Linked DNA regions of Mus musculus: region 2 is linked to region 1. A link is a loop called in an ENCODE intact Hi-C map of the cell type or tissue named here. Cell type or tissue: left cerebral cortex. All regions are shown on one strand. Links, peaks and the distances in the headings refer to the core of each region. The heading gives the core; the rest is flanking DNA. Region 1 overlaps Kcnt2 (potassium channel, subfamily T, member 2). Region 2 overlaps Kcnt2 (potassium channel, subfamily T, member 2).

Region 1 (5,390 bases), core at 232-5,231:
CTCGATCACTGCCCTCCTCCTGATTCCCCCTCACATAGACCCTCCCCCTGCTCTCCTCGCCTACTTCTGTGAGAAGGTGGGGCACTGCCTATAGGTATCACTCAACCATGGAGCTTGAAGTCTCTGGAAAGTTAGGCTCATCTTCTCCCACTGAGGCCAGACTAGCACGTGCTGCAGTTGCTGGGGGCCTTGTTTCATCCGGTATATGCGCTATGGTTGGTGGCTCAGTCAGTGAGAGCTCCCAAGGGTCCAGGTTAATTGATTCTGGTGGTCTTCCTGTGGAGTTGTTATCCACTTTGGGACCTTCTTTCCTTACCTCTTCCAAAAGAGTCATCAAGGTCCATCCAATGTTTGGCTGTAAGTCTCAGCTTCTATTTCAGTCACCTGCTGGGAAGATCCTCTTGGAAGACAGTTATACTAGATTCCTATCTATCTGCATGAATAAGAGAGTATCATTAATAGTGCCAGCGATTGGTGCTAGCTCATGGGATAGGTCTCAAGTTTAGCTGGTCATTGGCTGGCCATTCCCTCAGTGTTTGCTCCATCTTTGTCTCTGCATTTCTTGTAGACAGGATAGAATTTGTACTCAAAAATTTTGTCGGTGAGTTGGTGTCCTTATCCCTCCACTGAAGATCCTGCCTGGATACAGGAGATAGCCTCTTCAGGTTCCATATTCCCATTTCTATGAGTCTTTCCATCCCAGCTTTATAGCACATCCTAGAAATGTCCCACACTACCCAACCCCCCACCAGCTTCATATTTGCGTTCATTCTCTTGGTTCTCTGGTTATCTCTTCTGTCTCTCCCCACAGCTGACCCTGAACACCTCCTCATTCCCTTTCCCATCCCCCCACACCCACTACCCTCCCTTCTATGATTACTGTATCCCCCTTCTAAGTGAGATTCAAGCATCCTTGCTTGGGCCTTCCTTCTTGTTTATCTGCTTTGGATCTGCTGAGTGTATCATGGGTATCCTGCAGTTTATGCTTAATATGGGGATATCTTAATTAAGGAGTGTTGTAGGAAAAATAGAACGAAAGCCTAGTAACTCTGATGGCAGAAAACAAGGACTTGTGTTGTGTAAATACCAAGAAAATGGCACAAGGTCCAAATTAATAGCTTCCCTGATGGTGCTAAAAATTAAGTAACAAAATTATTTTAACCTGTGAAATAAAATAAATACCAGGAATCCACATGGAAACATAAAAAAGTTAATGGATAAAGGAAACTTAAAACTTTCTTCTCTCTTTTTTTTTTTTTAGATATTTTCTTTATTTACATTTCAAATGTTATGTCCTTTCCTGGTCTCCTATCCAAAAACTCCCTATCCCATCCTCCCACCCTTGCTCACCAACCCAACAACTCCTGCTTCCCTGTCCTCGCATTCTTCTACGCTTGGGCATCAAGCCTTCTCAGGACCAAGGGCTTCTCCTCCCATTGATAAACATCAAAGCCATTCTCTGCTAAATATGTAGCTGAAGCCCCGGGTCCCTCCATGTATATGCTAGTTGGTGGTTTAGTCACTGGGAGCTCTGGAATACTGGTTGGTTCATACTCTTGTTCCTCCTATGGGGCTGCGAGCCCCTTCAGTTCCTTCGGTCCTTTCTCTAGCTCCTCCATTGGGAATGACACCCTTTACAATAGTCACAAACAATATAGACTATCTTGGTGTGACTCTAACCAAACAAGTGAAAGATCTGAATGACAATAACTTCAAGTCTCTGAAAAAGTAAAACTCTCTTTCTAAAAATCTCCAATACTAAATCTAGAAGTCATGAAACTACAATAAGAAAATATATAAATATTGCTCTTCTGCCAATCAGTGCTAATGAGAGTGGGTAAAAAACTAGAGGAGAAACAGAACTGCATTCTTGACATACCTTTCCCAGATATTTATTAGCTGCAATTTAAAACTTGTAACTTTACAAGAAAACCCTGACAAACATACCCTAAGCTAGGAAATGCTAGAAATAGCCTCAAGGAAAATACCTAAAATATATCACAGACGTTCACAGAATGCATGAAGGACCCATCTTAGTTTCTTTAATTTTTCTGCAAGCATTTTCCTATTATGAATAAACAGAAAAAAAGATACATAGAAAGTATGAGCAGAATCCCATGTTTATAGACTTTAAAAATGTCACAGTAGTAGAAAAAAAGAAAGGGTGGTTATATTTCATCACCTGGTGCAGGTTAACTTGGAAGGGTTTTAAAGGTTTACAATCTGTGTGGTCGGGGAGAGTTCACTCAGAAAAATCTTTAAGAAAGCATTCATTTGTAGAAAATATACACTAAGGCAAATGGTGGCAAAGATGCTTGCTATGCCCTAGTGCTCGGAGACTTTGTGCTACATGGGGCAGAGCCTGCCCCTTTTCTCTACTTAGGAAGTAGGTTAATGACCTCAAGTGAGACATTAGCCATAAGCCAATCCCTGGGCATATTACCCAAGCACCCACACATTCACTATGTTCAAACACCCATGAGAAAAAAAAAAGGAGAATCCAGTGTTTTGGCTCCAGGAAAAGGCCCAAGGAAACCCACCAGGGAGTGAAGAAAAGAAAGAGGGAAATGAGAAATGTAGACGATGAGTGAGCAGCTTTATCTTTCCCTGAGCTTGTTGCAGAGAGCCCAGGGAATCAGCTGCCATGTGGGTGGAAGAGAAAGTTTCTCAAAAGTAATAGGGATTATAATTACCATCCTGGCTGCCAGAAAGGAAAGGAGGAAAAGGGTGGGAGATAATGCTCACAGGGACTATTTTTAGCTCCATAGGAAGGTTCACACTCAAAACTGTGACAGAAGACTACATTTTGAAATCTGGAAAATCTAGTTCACTGTTTAGAATAGCGTGCCAGTGACTGCAAGGGGTACTGTGACTTAACTTTAAAAGTCTCATTCTCTCTCTCTCTCTCTCTCTCTCTCTCTCTCTCTCTCTTTCTCTCTTTCTCTCTCTCTCTTTCTCTCACACACACATACATAGACTCTCACTCTGCCTATCTCTGTCTCTATCTCTTTGACACACACACACACACACACAAACACACACACACACACTCACATAGACATAACAAGTTTTGAATATGTTAGCTAATCTAAATCAGCATATACAAGTTGAACTTTATTTACTAGCTATGTGCCTAAGCTGCAAGAGTCACTGCTCAGCATGCATGGACAACTGGGCTCTATCCACTGCACATCACATTACAAATGAACAGGTCTTTTATTGGTGCACATCTATAATCCCAATATTTGTGTGGTAGATGTAGGAAGATCAATTGTTTAAGGCCATCTGTAGCTACATAAGTTTGAATCTAGCCTTGGCAACATGAGGTCTTTTTTTTTTTTTCAAAATAATGATGTGACATATCTTTAAAAATGATCTGATTCTCTAATCCCACCCATATATTTTGATGTGATTTTCTGAGGGTTCCATCATGTATCTTTCTTCCTATGACTTTGCTTCACATCACTTCCAGCATGCTGAACTTCAGCTGCAACAAAGTGAAGAAATATCCCTTTTCAATGACTATGACTTATGATTAATTATCCACTGCTTCATTTTGACCCCCTGTCCAACTCAGATAGAGTGTAGTTTTCCAGTACTCAACAGGAGCTCAGTGGCTAACACTTACTATTAGACCCAGTTTTATACTTAGAACCCCACAGAACTTGTTAATGACCTAAATGGGCTCTACCTGCTTATTCAACTTCGACAGCCTGTTCTGTTGGATGACATTTAGGCCATAAACATATTCTCATTTACAGGTTCAGGAGAATTTATAGGTAATTTTGGTATCAAACTTTCTGTCTCTCTGTCTCTCTCTTTCATTCCTCTTCTTGTGTGTTCAGTGTCTCTCTCTCTGTTTCTCTCTGTCTCTGTCTCTCTTTGTCTCTCTGTCCCTCTGTCTCTCTGTCTCTCTGTCTCTGTCTCTGTCTCTGTCTCTGTCTCTGTCTCTCTCTCTCTCTCTCTCTCTCTCTCTCTCTGTGTGTGTGTGTGTATGTATGTATGTATGTATTGTGACCATCACTGGCCACTAAAAATAATAACAAAACATGTTATTCAAGTAATACAAACGCCTGGAGACTGTAAATAGAGGAAATTCATTTATTTAAAGTTCTTGAAGCCAGAAGGCCAATCAGTGCTCCGTCTCCTTGATTGCCTTTTTCTAGCTCCTCAGATGGTGTCTCCTCAATGAGCCCACACCTCTGCTGTTTTTTGTGTGCCCACATTTCACCTTCTTCTAAGAACACATGTCAACTTGGATTAGGACTCCTTGCAACAGTCCCAGTTTATTGAAAACACCTCCTCAAAGGCTTGATTGCCAAATGCAGCCATGTCCCAAGCTACTAGGAATCAAGCTTGGACATGTGGATTGAAGGGAGTGCACTGTTTGGCTCCTAACATGGTCAGGGGGTGTGAGTGTGGTGGGTTCTTTGGGATTCCATCCACAAACTGTTCTTGTTTTCTGGGGTGTATCCAGTTCCAAACACTCCCACAGAAATGTGATCCTTTGATCACAAAAGTTAAGAAACACAATAGTTTCTGTTTGTGCCTGGTGGGTTTTTTTATCCATTTCTTTCATAACATAAAGAAGTATTCAGTTGTGGTGGTACATACCTGCAATCCTGATGCTTGCAGGCATAGGCAGGGTGATCTGGAACAGGAAGGAACAATCCATATTACTGGGAATGCTAAATATATCCTGCGCTAAAAAAGGCTCTGTCTCAAAACCAACAAATAAAAACAACTATAATAAGAACTTCAAGAGTGGAACTCTAAATGAAGAAAGGGGAAGTGATGTGTTCTTTAAACATGCTGAAAATTTCTTTTATATGGGCTAATGTATAATGAGAGTTTGCACAGAATGGCATTTTATTTTAGGTCTCTCTCAGTCCACGTGTTTACTTGAGATTTTCTTAAGTACACTAATAAAGAATTAACTGGAGGCCTCCTGTGGAACACATTTTGAGAAATCTGTGTAGAGTAGTGGCCTTGCAGTCCTCTGCTTGGGGAGCCTCTAATAGCTTAACATTCATCGTCAAATGAGATTGAAACATTTCCATTTTATGTCTTTATGGCATTCTGTGCATGAGTCCTGGCTTATTTTTACCTCCTTATCTCCCATGGTTCTCTTGTGTATAGCACTTTCTCCAAATAACATATACTAAATATACTTTGTAGTTTCCGCCTTCTGTATCTTTTTTAAATGTGGTTCCCTATGCCTTAAATTCACTCTTTCTCCCTTCCTGGAAGATTTTGTTATATCAAAGGTTCTTTCTCCTTATGGATGTTTCTAAACTTTCTAATTTGATGTGATTTATTCTCTTTAAACTTGCAATGAATTTTGTTATGTTTGACCAATATATATGTATTATGCCCTTGTGCACAGGTCT
Region 2 (5,390 bases), core at 129-5,128, 55 kb before region 1:
GTTAGGTCTTGGATACTCTTCTTGAGATGTATCCCAAGTTGGGCCAGTCACTGGACTACCTTTTCCTCAGTTTCTTCTCCATTTTTGTCCCTGCAGTTCTTTCAGACAGGAATTGATGCCCTGTCCTTCAACTGGAGAGGGACTCTACAAGTTCCCTCTTCCCACTGTTTTTCATTTCATCTAAGGTCCGAGTCAAGGTCCCTGGTACATTCTACAGGGTACCCCCACATCCCAACTCCCAAGGTTGCATATGTCTATTCATTCTGCTGGTCCTCAGGACTTCTCTTCTGTTGCTCCTCCCACTAACACCTGATCATGTTCCCCCTTTTCCTGCACTCTCCCCTATTCAACTCAGCTCCCTCCCTCTGCCTCCAGTGATTGCTTTCTTCTCCCTCCCAAGTGGGATTGAAGCATCCTGACTTGGGCCCTTCTGTTTGTTAACCTTCTTGAGTTCTGTGGATTGTATCCTAGGTATTCTGTACTTTTTGGCTAATATCCACCTATTAGTGAGTACATACTATTTATGTCCTTTTGCATCTGAGTTACCTCACTCAGGATGATATTTTCTAGTTCCATCCATTTGCCTGCAAAACTCCTCGTTCTTAATAGCTGAGTAGTATTCCATTGTGTAATTGAACCACATTTTCTGTATCCATTTTTCTGTTGTGGGACATCTAAGTTGTTTCCAGCTTCTGGCTATTATAAATAAGGCTGCTATGAACATAGTGGAACAGATGTTCTTGTGGTATGGTGGGACATTTCAGAAGAAATATAGCTGGGTCTTCAGAACTATTTCCTATTTTTTGAGGAACTGCCAGATTGATTTCCAAGTGGTTGTACCAGATTTCAATCCCACAAGCAATGGAGGAGTGTTCCTATTTCTTTCTTTCTTTCTTTCTTTCTTTCTTTTTATTTTATTTTATTTTTTTATTTTTGTTTTGTTTTGTTTGGTTTGGTTTGGTTTGGTTTGGTTTGGTTTGGTTTGGTTTGGTTTGGTTTGGTTTGGTTTTTTGAGACAGGGTTTCTCTGTATAGCCCTGGCTGTCCTGGAACTCACTTTGTAGACCAGGCTGGCCTCAAACTCAGAAATTCGCCTGCCTCTGCCTCCTGAGTGCTGGGATTAAAGGCGTGTGCCTGGCTTCCTCTTTCTTCACATCCTTGCCAGCATGTGCTGTTGTTTGAGGTTTTGATCTTCACCACACTGACTGGTGTAAGGTGGTATGTCAGAGCTTTTTTTTTTTTTTTTAATTTGCATTTCTCTGATGACTAAGGATTTTGAACATTTCTTTAAGTGCTTCTCAGTCATTCAGAATTCCTCTGTTGTGAATTCTCTGTTTAGCTCTCTATGCCATTTTTGATTAGGTTGTTTCATTTCTTTTGGAAATTAGCTTCTTGAGTTCTTTATATATTTTAGATATTACCCCTTTATAGGATAAGAGATTAGAGACGATTTTTTTTCACTACCCACCTCAAAGGTTTACGTTCCTGAATGAAAGGCACAAACACACACACACACACACACACACACACACACACACACCACAGCCTTTAATATATTGATATGCCTTATTGTAGACAATAGCTGCCTAGTCTCCACAAGGCACAAGGTTAATCCACTTCCTGACAATAATCCCGAGTTATTACTTACTAAACTTTATATTCTATTTTGGCTGCTCTGGACTCAGAGGGCTGCTCAACTAGGCTGTGCTCTGGGCTGCACTCCCCCATCTCCTTCACATGGTGGCCAAGACTCTCTGTTCTGCACTCTTCTAAGGCATGGCATCTCTCCTCTCATTTACACTCTCCCCTCATGGCAGATCCCTGTTTCCTTTCTCCATATCCTTCTTCTGATCCCAAACATTGGAGTCCTAAGTTCCTGACTCTCTCTGCACTGCTCAACCATTATCTGTAAGCATCTTTATTTACCAGTCAGAACCAACTGGGGACAAGGCCCCTCAGTTTTGTAAGTGTGGACTCTCTGACAAGGTTTTCTACCCACTACAAAGGTTTTCTAAATAGTTTGGCATAGAAATGCTTCAATAAGATCTGATAAAGCAATGAATTCGAAATGAACATAATCTTTATTTTCTCTGATTGTTTTACATGTTGCTGTCAATCCTGTGCCCTACATACGGCTTCTTGATTTAATAGGTTTTATACTATTTTATACTGAGAGCAGGAACATAATTACATGCAGAAATAAATATATATCTATGAGAGTTAACTTTACAACATGAGTTTGGGAAGCTTTCATTGAAATAAATGTAAACTATTTCCTCCCAATTTTAGTAAATTGACAAGAAGTTAATAAAAGTACCTAGGAAGACGAAAGGTTAAGGAGATGAGACAAAAGTAGTAGAATTCTGAAAGGCACAAAGCAAGTAGATGAATGGCAACTGACTCATCCAGAAGGAAGTTAAAATTTAGGTTGAGAGAGGAAATCACAAGCAGTCTGCTGTTGGCAAGGGAAGCTCAGAGGCAGCAGCAAGGAAGGGGACAGATGTTGCTTAAAGTAGAGATCCTTCTAGGACTTATTCAAAGTCAGAGCAAGGAGTGGATTCCCTGAATCTCTCCACATTTGCATTGCTGATTTCTTTCTGAAACCTAGAAGAGCCATTCTATTTGGGCAATTCGTTCCTTGAATCCTCTACTTTCTAAGTCAGAAAGTAAATTTGAGGGGCCTGGATGCATACCATATCTCTCAGAACAAATTGTCGATATCTTTAATATGCATCTTTCAATGTCTTGAGAAAATGGTCATTAGAAGAGAATGTGGTGTATGCAGGTGTGTGTGTGATTACATAGGCATACATTTTTGTATTTAGATGAGTATACAAACTTAGACTTCTCTGGTGTAATATGTAATCACCATATAGAGGACCATATATACTACAACCCAACTAGAATCCACTCTTGTTTCAGGATGTTTCAGTCATAAATACATTTCAGTCCATCATTTATTCAGTCAATAGGCATCAGTGGACATTTTTGGGGATTACTAAGAATGCAACAATGAAAAAGAGAGTGAATAAACACAAAATTCACCCCAAGTAGAAAGGAGAAATCTGGAGAAGAAGAACAAGCATGCTATAAATGTGGATGAAGAAATCAGTTTTACAATATCAATTCAGAGGATCTTGTCATTCAATAAACATCTTGAGTGTAATGTGAGATCATGCTGTATACATCAAACAATAATAATAGAATACAAAACAGAACAAAACAATCAAAAAAAAAACTCATACAGGAATTATAAAGCAGATTCTGGAAATAACTCAGGGAAAATTCAGTAAGAGGCCTGGAAGATAAACTCCAGGCTCTGAACTGAAGAAAAATAAACCACAGGATAAAACTAATTCAGTATTAAGTGGATTAGAAAATATCTACATATTAAGAGGTGAAGAGAAGGGGACTGAGGACCAGTTTTCTGAGTGAATCCCATCAAAAGTAGAAAATATCATTTCAATCTAATCAAATTTTGTGGCTAAACCTCTCCAGTATGTAACACTTGCTTTGTGCAACATAATGGATCTGAAATGACAAAACTTGCATTGGAAGTAGATAGGCAATACAGGGAGCAAAACTGACATGAGGAATATTGATCAGAGAAACTGAAGAAGAAACAGAAATTAATTAATTTATTAATAAAAATTGAGAATATAAAGCTAATATACCTTTGATTTGAGTGGTTTGCTTTAATGATGTACTCGTGTTCATACCAGTATTATGTAATGAAATGACAGCAAACAAAGATAATTTGAAATTTAAAAATATATATGTACATATATATACATATATATGTACAAACATATATACGGATATATATACATCTATATACACACATATACATATTTATTCATCTGTATCTATATATCTCTCTATATATAGCTTTCTCACTCTCATATATATATATATACATATATTATAACTATATAATATATATTATATTATATTTTACACACACACACACACACACACACACACACACACACACATATATATATATATATATATATATATATATATATATATATATATATATATATATATTTTCTTCCAGGAGGCTAGAACTACAAAACACAATTCTTTTCAAATTCCTAGATTTTTTTTTTTACACTTATATTCTAGTAATCTTTTTCTCAGAAAGGAAAACAAAGAAGGTCAAGAAACATTACTGGGTATTGAATAATTTTCAAACAGCAAACAACTCTTAGGTAAGATATGAAAAGGTTTATCAAAATCTAAGTGTGATTAAAGCAAAGGTGAACAATGATACCCAACAGTAGTCAACAACATAAAAGCTCTTTCCCGTTACTAGGAAAGTGAGTCTGGAGCCAACAGCAGTGTCTGTTCGGAGAGTCACCTCATGGCACATGTAGGGCTGCCCATGAACAGTCCTGAATTTTCTGTTCTTTGATGTGGGTGAATATATTAGAAACAAATTTCTGCTTGACAATGGTGAGCACAGAACATGACCTCTTCACACTGACAAGTTGATGCTCTTACCTCTACTATGTCACAGTTGACGTTTATTTAACCATGGAGTCTGAAAATAGAAAATAATATTAAAATGATACAATTAATGTAATCCCTCAATTTGAATTGTCACAACAAGGACCATAGGGCAGCATTGTGTGGAGCCAGCCAAAGCAGGTATCTGAAAGGGAAATCCATCACTTCGGCACCTCATTCTGGACTGTGGCCTCCTAAACTGTCCAAAGTAAAGTCCTCTGGTTTATAAACCACACAAGTCTTGGCCACTTTCTATTGACTGTCTAAATATAGACTATATACGTTGCATCAGTATTGGAAAACAAATGCCTAGAGTACAGTATTGTCTCAAGAGAATATGATCTATTACAGATGGACTTGTAACCGTGATGCTCCCCCTCCCTTATCAAAAGCAGTCATCAGCATTATGGATGCTCAATAGCAATCACTTCTCAAATAATTTTGAACTCTTGTCCAAAGATGTGGAGCATGGGAGGTAGACATGAGGTCAGTTAAGGGAAAAGAAAGCAATACTTTTCTGTTATGGGAGGGCAATAAGTAACATTTTTAAAGAAAAATATCAAGTAATAATAACTAATACTGTCAAATTTGAAAATAAGGCAACAATAAGAAAATAATCTGTGTTTGGGCTTCAAAGCAAATGTTTTATACAATAAGATGAAAAAGGAGGCTCCCCCTATATTTTATAGACATTATAGAAATGGTATCTTTTTCAAATGCATATGCATGTAGCTTTTAAGTGTCTTTATAACTACATAGGATACAGAAGGTGATTTTGCTTTGGCAAAAAACTCATCCTATGATGATCATTTTGTGTGGAGGAAAAAAAAGCGTTCTGTCCCTTTTTAATTAGTTTTATATAATCCTTAAAAGACCAGT

The links. Hi-C counts contacts between places; a loop is a spot of excess contacts. Peaks named below come from ENCODE experiments on the same cell type or tissue, not always from the same donor. Only the 100,000 strongest peaks of a DNase experiment are listed, where the experiment ranks them.
Region 2: it touches region 1 in a loop (5-fold over the local background); 2 of 42 quality-filtered maps call a loop at or near these places.

The regions. Positions count from the first base shown.
Region 1 is chr1:140,487,321-140,492,710 of GRCm38, forward strand. The region is part of intron 14 of Kcnt2 (potassium channel, subfamily T, member 2); the gene reads left to right. Among named protein-coding and RNA genes, the nearest start is that of 4930590L20Rik, 170 kb to the right of the region's middle. In left cerebral cortex, for the core only: no CTCF peak of the experiment used is centred there; DNase peaks (open chromatin) are centred at 2,688, 3,110, 4,251 and 5,077; H3K27ac peaks cover 2,129 bases.
Region 2 is chr1:140,432,498-140,437,887 of GRCm38, forward strand. The region is part of intron 12 of Kcnt2 (potassium channel, subfamily T, member 2); the gene reads left to right. Among named protein-coding and RNA genes, the nearest start is that of Kcnt2, 190 kb to the left of the region's middle. In left cerebral cortex, for the core only: no CTCF peak of the experiment used is centred there; a DNase peak (open chromatin) is centred at 2,482; H3K27ac peaks cover 384 bases.